Regions from separate parts of the Homo sapiens genome. Here region 1 is linked to region 2. A link is a contact called in ENCODE Hi-C data. All regions are on one chromosome and are shown on one strand. The core of a region is the stretch at or near the end of the contact, and the rest is flanking DNA. Distances in the headings are between cores, read along the strand shown. Region 1 overlaps PARD3 (par-3 family cell polarity regulator). Region 2 overlaps PARD3 (par-3 family cell polarity regulator).

Region 1 (4,485 bases), core at 1,834-4,333, 390 kb after region 2:
AACCTTTACAGTGGTACCTCCTGTCCCTTTGGGTTGGCACAGTGGCCTTGACTCATCACCCTGCTCTTCTAAGCAGAAGTCAACACAGTCAACACCTTGGATGGGACATAATTAATTTAAAACATTAAATTTTTGATATTCATGACCAAAAGACTGAAAGAAAAAGTGATGAGGCCCCTAGGTGGGTAACTGAGCGAAAGAAAAATTAGGGCTTCAGTGATAAACTTAATTGGGGTCAAAGTTAGAAATATAACAGGAAGCAACTTCTAAGTTTTGTTTTTCTGTTAAGACACAAGGTCTTGCTCTGTCATCCTGGCTGTAGTGCAATGGGTGTAACTAAGCTCACTGCAACCTCAAACTCCTGGACTCAAACGATCCTCTCACCTCAGCCTCCAGAGTAGCTTTGACTACAGGTGCGTGTCACCACACCTGGCTTATGTTTTAATTTTCTGTAGAGACAGGGTCTCAATGTATTGCCTAGGCTGATCTCAAAATTCCTGACTTCAGGTGATCCTCCCACCTTGGCCTCCCAAAGCACTGGGATGAGCCACCACGTCTGGCCCGTATTCTAACTTTTTGATTCCTTCTCTTGAAGACCTAGTCAATTCTGAATTGAGTTATATTCTGGGTAAAGAAAATTAAAAACAAAATGAAAAAACAATTTCTGGTGAAGAATGAGAGAGCCAATGACACAGAAGGAAATAAGAGCAGTACTACAAAAGGAGCAACCAGGATGCATCTGCCAAAGCCAAGGAGACAATGGGTGTTCACAGATTCGAAGTCCAACCAACCCAGACCTTGACTACACTGGGGTCCACACTTCCCACTAACAACTTTATCTCTGCAACCACAGAAATTACTGGAAATGTCTTAATGCCCCAAGAACTGGAAGCCACTCTGACAATAAAATCACTTTCATACACCAGTCCCCACAGACCATGGTAATAAGGAGACATGACAGCAAATACAAAGAAAAGCCATTGCTTAGACATCTAAAATCAGTTATGTCTTTCAATACCAGTCCAAGAAAGAGAAACAGAAACTCAAACACTGACCACATTAGTGTTTATGGTGAAACACAACTCTGATTAGACAATTAACATCCAGGCTGCCTAAAACTAAAAGCAAGCTTCATAAACAAACCACTAATAAGCTGTTGCTTCTTCTTTGGAAAGAGAAGGTTATTTATAAATTGCTGCCACCTAAAAACTGACCTGATTCAGTACTGTCAGACAGCGAAGTACACTTAGGCAAGTGGCAAATGACAAGGGAAAAAAATCACCTCACAAAGTGTGACACTTCATCCTAAGTGTAATAAATGAACAAAACAGAATATTGCACAAGACTGTGAATTGTTTAGCCGAGATCCGCCACTGCACTCCAGCCTGGGTGACAAGAGCGAGACTCCGTCTCAAAAATAAATAAATAAATAAAATGTAATCTTTATAGTTTCCCACTCATAAAAAGTAATACTGAAGAAAAACCTCTGAATTCGGTAAGTTAGGGTTCCTAGCATCAAATATTCCATGTGAGATCTTAAAAACAACAGGAACATCAAGAAATCAGAGCACCTAGCACGTATGACCACTCTGGGAGACACTGGCTCAACTGCCTCTGTCCCTAATGCAAATTTACCAGCTGAAATCCTTCAGAGATACATTCGCTGATAAACAGGCTACAATAGGTGTAGAAAGATGTGGGTAATGACTGACTAGATTGCAACCTGTCTGAATCATAGAAATTGAAAGAAAATAAGCTTTGCCAAGACACAGAAGCCAAGATTTCAAGCACTTTGGGACATGCAGTTCCACTGCTGGGATGTTTATTCAGAGGTGGCTGTAAGTTTCACTTCACTCTTTCAAGTATGTGCTCGGGGGCTGCACACCAACCGAGGGAGTGAAAAGAAAAATCAGATCAATCTTGCATGAAGCACTTGGTGAGGAGTGGAGGCCAGACGAGCTGGGCAGAAAGAATGAAGTACAGGAAGAGTCACCGGGACAGGAGCCTTCTAGGAAGAAGAGGCTGCAGAAACGCAGGGGTGAGGCGCCGCTCCGGCAGGGCACCAATGATCCAAGTAGGAGATCATGCTGAGTTTCTTCTCCTTCTCATTGTGAGAAAGCAAACACACAGTTTCTTCTAGACCTGGAACACCAACCGTGACTTGCAAACACAATGACACAGATTCATGATGCCTTGTCCACAATTCCAAAATCAAATGACTCTCAAAATGAAAAATTTTTCATAAGTTTGTTAGAAGTACATTTGGTGGCAAAAGCAACTCTGAACCAATCCAAGATTATTTGTAGTATTTATTTACTTGGTGAATATTCACATTTTGCTACAGAAATACCAAAATTTTGACTACAGGGTCCTGCCTCAGACATCACAGGAGGTGTTACATCTTATGACACATATTCCATATTACCTGCCTAAAATCTGAACAACTCAGTATTCTAACATCCAGCCATAATGATTTTAGGTAAAGTATTGTGGTGCTCCCAGATGCTGGAGCCAGTGAAGACTAGCTCATGAGGACTCTTAAGTTTTCAGGAATTTTGCAAGCCAGTTATTACCACCTTCATCATTTAAAAATTAAGATATATAAACTTACAGTTAAATAAATTAAAAAGCAGAGTAATAAATAAGTAAAACTCAGCCAGGCGCAGTGGCTCACGCCTGTATTTCCAGCACTTTGGGAAGCCAAGGCGGGCAGATCACCTAAGGTCAGGAGTTTGAGACCAACATGGCAAAACCCCCTCTCTACTAAAAATACAAAAATTAGCCAGGTGTGGTGGCGGGCACCTGTAATCCCAGCTACTCTGAAGGCTTAGGCAGGGAGAATCGCTTGAACCTGGGAGGCAGAGGTTGCAGTGAGCCGAGATCACGACACTGCACTCCAGTTTCGGTGACACAGCGAGACTCCGTCTCAAAAAGAAAGTAAAACTTCCTATCATCTGTGTTGCATTTTACTACTCTGTGTGGCCTTGGATTGTCCTAGGTCTGCTGTATCTACACAGTGGAAACACTATGTAAAAGTGTATGATGGTGTGTTTTCCAACTCCACACTCAGGGACATCCCATTGGCTTCCTGAAATAGGCCAGGGCGGGAGTGTGTACACCAAAGAAATTGGCAAACACTACAAATCAGTCCCCACTCCTTCAGCCTCAGCTGAGAGTGGTTGTGAAACATTTTACTAACACACTGTCACTTTAAGCTCTCTTGAAACCATACGCGACTACCTTCCAGATCTTCCTATTTCAAAAAGGAGTTCTAGAAAACCACACCAAGTGTGCAGGGCGGAATGGGGAGTCAGAGTCCCTGGAACAGAAGCCTCAGGAGCCACCGTGTCCTTTCCCAGGGTCGTGGCCCTCAGCTGCAGGCAGCTCTAAGGCTTCTTCATGCTGCCTGCCTCCTGCTTCCCAGGACATTCAATTACAGGTTATGCTGTCAAACAACAGCACGCATTAGAGCAGGATTGCTCTGCTGCATCCCCAGGACCTAGAACAGTGTCTTGCACATAGTAGGTACAGAGTAAATATCTATTCAGGGAATGAACAAATCCTCCAAAGCTCCCTGTGGTTCACAACACACTATATTAAAAAAAAAAAAAATGCCAAACATAGTATCTGCTATACCTCGTGTTCTAGCATGAGAATTCATGGAAGGAAGGAAGGTGGATGGCGGGGAGACTACTCCAGTATAAATACAAAGATATAAGTATACAATGTTTCCTTTACTTGGCCAGGCATTGTGGCTCACACCTGTAATCCCAGGACTTAGGGAGGCTGAGCTGCCCGCTCAGCAGATGGCTTGGGCCCGGGAGACAGGAGACCAGTCTGGACAATACAGCAAGATACTGTCTCTACAAAAACAAACAAACAAACAAAAATAGAAATATTAGCCAGGCGTGGTGGCCATTTGCCTGTAGTCTCAACTAGTCGAAAGACTGAGGTGGGAAGATCACCTGAGCCTGGGAAGCTCGAGGCTACAGTGAGCCATGACCATGCCACTGTGTTCCAGACTGGGCAACAGAGTGAGATCCTGTCTCGGAGGGGACCGGGGGTGTAATCTTTTTACTTTCTGATTTAAATAAGTTATTTTTATTGAGTCTGGAATCTATTACTTGCAATATTGTTTCCATGAGAAAATAAAGTTCCAAGTAACAGATTTTACAATGAAGTTTTAGAACAATGACCCATTTCTGAATTGGAGACATCAAGCTTAAGTATATAGTCACCATAGCAACTTTTTCAAGATCCAGCATCCTTAATTTAAGATATAAGTAAAATTTTAAAGCAAAAACAAAAAGCCATTCAAAAAATTAAATAATAAAAATATTCCATAAAGCCATACCATGAAATGCAATATAGAAAATTGTGACTGATTTTTAGAAGACAAAGCCACGTTTCTTTTCCTATCTTTTTAATGAGGCACATGGAGGATGGTTTATTTATTCCCTAGGGAGAAACCTTCATCCTGTACAT
Region 2 (4,107 bases), core at 57-2,556:
ATTTAGACATTTCTGGGTAATATATTTATATCACTATCTCCTGATTTATTACTGTTAAACACACCTGTTGACTTCCTACAAAGGTAGATGAAGCATTAGCTCTCTTACACTCAAATCCAAATTCTGACTCCAAATTCCCATCTTCCACATCTTCCCAATATAATTATAGCAAAATTTATATGAAAATGATTTTACAATCTGATTTTTCAGATTTCCAGGAGAACAAGTCTATCATGGCTTATTAAGCCCAATTTTTTTCCTGGAGCCCTCTAACCTCAAAAGCTCCCACCACATACGCCAATCTAGGCTGCCTGCTTCCTGGTTTTCTGCACAGCAGAAGTCCTGGGACTTGTTAAAGCACACATTCGGTGGCTGCCTAAAAGGGTATTAGAACTAAAATATTTTGCGTTTGCATGCTTTAAATGTATGTATTCTATCATTACCACTCACTGACAGTTTGGCTAGGTATGGAATTTCAGGTAACAAAACATTACCCTTCAATATTTGAATGTGTTGCTCTATTATCTTCTAGCTTACAAGACTGATGTGAAGAAATCTGATTATATTCTGATTCTCAACTCTTCATTGTGTGTGTGTGTGTATATATATATATATATATATATATATATATATTTTTTTTTTTTTTTTTTTTACAGGATCTTCTCTTTCTGGTATTCCAAAACTTCACAATGCTGTCCTTTTTGAAAAATTGATTTTGCTCAGCACTAGGTGATTCTTTAATCTGGAATCTTAAGTTCTCCAGTTCTGGAAAAGATTCTTGTGTTATTTCTCTAATAATCTATCCTTTATTATCTCTGTTCTCTCTTTCTAGAAATTGTTTTCTTTAAATATTGGACCTCCCAGAATGAACTTTTCACTTCCTTTCTTTCTCACTATACTGCTCTTTGTCCTATAGCTCATGTTTTCCTTTATGGGAAACTTCTCAACCTCATCTATCAAGCCTTCTATTGTGTTTCTTAATACTGATATTGTATTTATTATTTTCTAAGAGTTCTTTCCCATTTACTCAATAATCCTTTCAATAGCCTCCTGTTCATCTTTGATGGTTTTAACATCATTTCTATTTCACAGAATTACTGTTTATAATTCCTTAATATTTTTCTCTTCTCTTAATTTTATGTTTCCTCCAAGTTCTTAAAGAAAACAAACAAACGTTGTTTGTTTTGGACTCTGTCTTCCACAATTATGGCTTTTCTGAAATGTTTCACATGTTTTTCTGCCCTTTTATATTTAAGAGTGAAGCACTAAAAAGCAGATTAGTCACTGTGTGCTTCAGGGGGGTTTATGAAATGGTGGACAGGAAGGCTGGGCAGAGTGTCACTTTTTTGGTTGGGAATTCTCATGACAGTGTATGTGGACTCCTTTTCCAGGGCAATTCCATGTCTTCCGAAGAGAATCTAGCAATCTTTGGTGCGGGGTGCATAAGCTTGATTCTTGACATTCCAGTGTGATTCTGTCATTCTATATTAACTATGTCCATTTTCACAAAAATAGAGTTACTATTTCTATATCTCATTCTGTTTCTTGTTTTGGAGTGATTTCCAAAAGGAAAAGAGGAAGAAATAGCTTTACTCTCTAATGTTAGACTTTCTAATTTCTGTTATTCTTAATTCTCAATTATTTTCAAATAGCTTAAATGTCTTTTCAAGAATAAAACTGGTATATGGATGCTTATATATTTTTTTAAGTAGACGAAAGACATGGATGTAAATGTTCCAAAATGGTAACAGCTATTGGTTATAATTACAGAATTATGTCCACCACTTCCTAACACACTTTAGGAATAATTTCTGTATTACTTTTTTACAATATTTATGGTTAATTTAGGGAGTACATTTTTAAAACATTGAGTTTGTAATCTACAAAGCTCCAAATACAAATACTGTTTTAAAGATTTAACCGAGTCCTCCACACTTTTTCTCCCAAGCACATGACCTGGTGCTATACTCAAACTAGTTTTCCTTTCTTTGACATGTGATGAAAATCACAGTTTGGCTTTAGTTTTTGCCCACATTTACTTCTGCTGGTCAATATGGTGACTGTGACATACAATTTTTAATCCTCTGTTTCAATCTTTGCTGGTCTTCACTCTTCGTTCTCCTGCTAAAGAGTGACCAGCTCCTATTCTGATCTCTCAGGAGTATCCCACTGATGCTGGTGACAAAGAACGTTTCCCACTTTTCCCACTGCATGCTCCTATCACCACTATGGAAGCGCATGCCTCAAGAATACAATTTCAGGCTCCAGCACATCCCCACCAGTAGATATTGTAGTTTTGTGGCTAAGGCGTGCAAATCGATACAAGTAAACTGAACCTGATTAAAGTTTCTGAAAATCACAGTCTTAGAAGAACCGAGTGGTAAGCTGATTAGCCAAAGGTTTACTGAAAGCCTTTTTTGTTTCAATCCTTGTGTTTGAAAATCCTTCTAGAAAGTAATAAAGGTCTCATCCATCTTGAAAAGAAGGAATAATGGATATTTAACTTAAAAAAAAAAAACTTTTGAGATTTTCATGACTCACTGTTGAGTACTTTGTAGAAAAAAAGGACGAAATTGAGTTCTTTTGGTTTCTCACTATTTTTCTGACAGACCCCCCACCTCACCCCGATAACAGCACTTTTATAGGTATCTACCTCTTGTTTCTAAAAGTGTAATTTGGAAACATATTGGCTAACTGTGGGTTTGCTTGGTTTCTAGCTAATTGAGACTTTATTGTATTGTTGCTTAATACATGATTTTAAAATTATACTGCAGCTGATTAAAATGAGAAAAATATATCTTTACTATTGTGGCAGAGTTTTTTCTTTTTTTCTCTAGTTTGACTTTTTTTCTCTCAATTTCAGGGATTTTCAAATTTCTAAAACAAAAACAAATCAATATTTAATTCCAGACTCAAATTGCTTAATATGTGGATAAAAACCTTTTGATCTTTATAAGTTTATATATATAGTAAAATTTTCCCTTTACAATGTCTAAATTTGCCTCTACATAATAAAATTTGTCTCACAATGATATCTACTTTAATTTGATACTTTACTAACTTTGTTTTGGAAAAAAATCCCAACTTAATATGATTATAGATTTTTAAAATATTTGTTTTTCTCTTTATATATATAATTTTTTAAAAAAATCTTTCAGCTCCTATGAAAGGGCTGGGAAAACAGAGTACTAGTATTACCCAGCCAAGGTGCTGCCAGATCATGAGCTCTAGGGCCAAAGGTCACAGGAATTCAGGGGCACATTTCAAAACCACCTGGTGCCTCAAGGCTCAGTAAGGAAGGGGGCAGTGCCAGCTTCTACCTGAGGACAGAGGAGAAAAGAATGGAGCAAAACATCTGCTAAAACTCAGCATGACCCTTCCCAAGCAGATTGGAACACTGCCTTGCCTGTATTTTATACTTCCAACCGATGTCCAAGTACTGGTGTGTAGGGAAACTAAGCCAAGACCAAATGGGACTAATGATGTGTTTGGAAGCATCAGAAGCCCAGAATGAATAGAGAGAGATACTGACAAACACACTGACATACATACGGACACAGGCATAGATTTAGATATAAATATCAGCAATTGCCTAACCCAGCCACTTATACTAAAGAACCGCTTTGGGATTCCTTTTCTTGAGCTGGAAAAGAAAAGCCTTAGAAAATACATACTGAAATATTAGCCACGTTTGCACAAGCCAACCACCTGACATGAAGCTACATTAAGCCTCAGAAGTCACAGGCCTCCACAGATACCGTTTTGTTTTGTCTTTTCTCATATTGTAATGTCTCTACAGACTGGCGCTGACATTGTTTCATTTTGATATCATAATAGTGTCTCCATGGATTTTGGCTGACATTTTGTTTTGACATTATGTTACAACAGACCTCCACTGACATTTCATTTTGTCACCACAACATTGTTTCTATAGGTTTCTGCTACGTTATTTTGTTTTGACATTAAAAATGCCATCTCTGTGGTCTCAGTGCAACATTGTCTAGAGAACTTTTGGAGAAGGTATGGGGGTGCATGAAATAGATAAGTGGCATCATACAGAACATTTAATGAAGTTGAAGATGTTTTCCATAGAGATAAATTTATACG

The links. Hi-C counts contacts between places; a loop is a spot of excess contacts on that map. Pooled maps may share reads with other maps.
Region 1: a loop to region 2 is called in a map with no recorded cell type, with 3 times the contacts of the local background. The contact joins two enhancer-like sites. A Hi-C loop is called at or near these places in 4 of 37 single-sample maps with no recorded cell type and 2 of 50 pooled maps.

Annotation. Positions count from the first base shown.
Region 1 is chr10:34,536,733-34,541,217 of GRCh38, forward strand. All of the region lies in intron 2 of PARD3 (par-3 family cell polarity regulator), which reads right to left. Among named protein-coding and RNA genes, the nearest start is that of PARD3, 280 kb to the right of the region's middle. RefSeq lists an enhancer at 3,148-3,437. Within about 2 kb of position 3,084, at least 8 of the 41 ENCODE cell types and tissues checked have a DNase peak (open chromatin) inside an H3K27ac peak, as active enhancers do.
Region 2 is chr10:34,144,590-34,148,696 of GRCh38, forward strand. The region is part of intron 22 of PARD3 (par-3 family cell polarity regulator); the gene reads right to left. Among named protein-coding and RNA genes, the nearest start is that of LINC02629, 240 kb to the left of the region's middle. Within about 2 kb of position 1,307, at least 2 of the 41 ENCODE cell types and tissues checked have a DNase peak (open chromatin) inside an H3K27ac peak, as active enhancers do.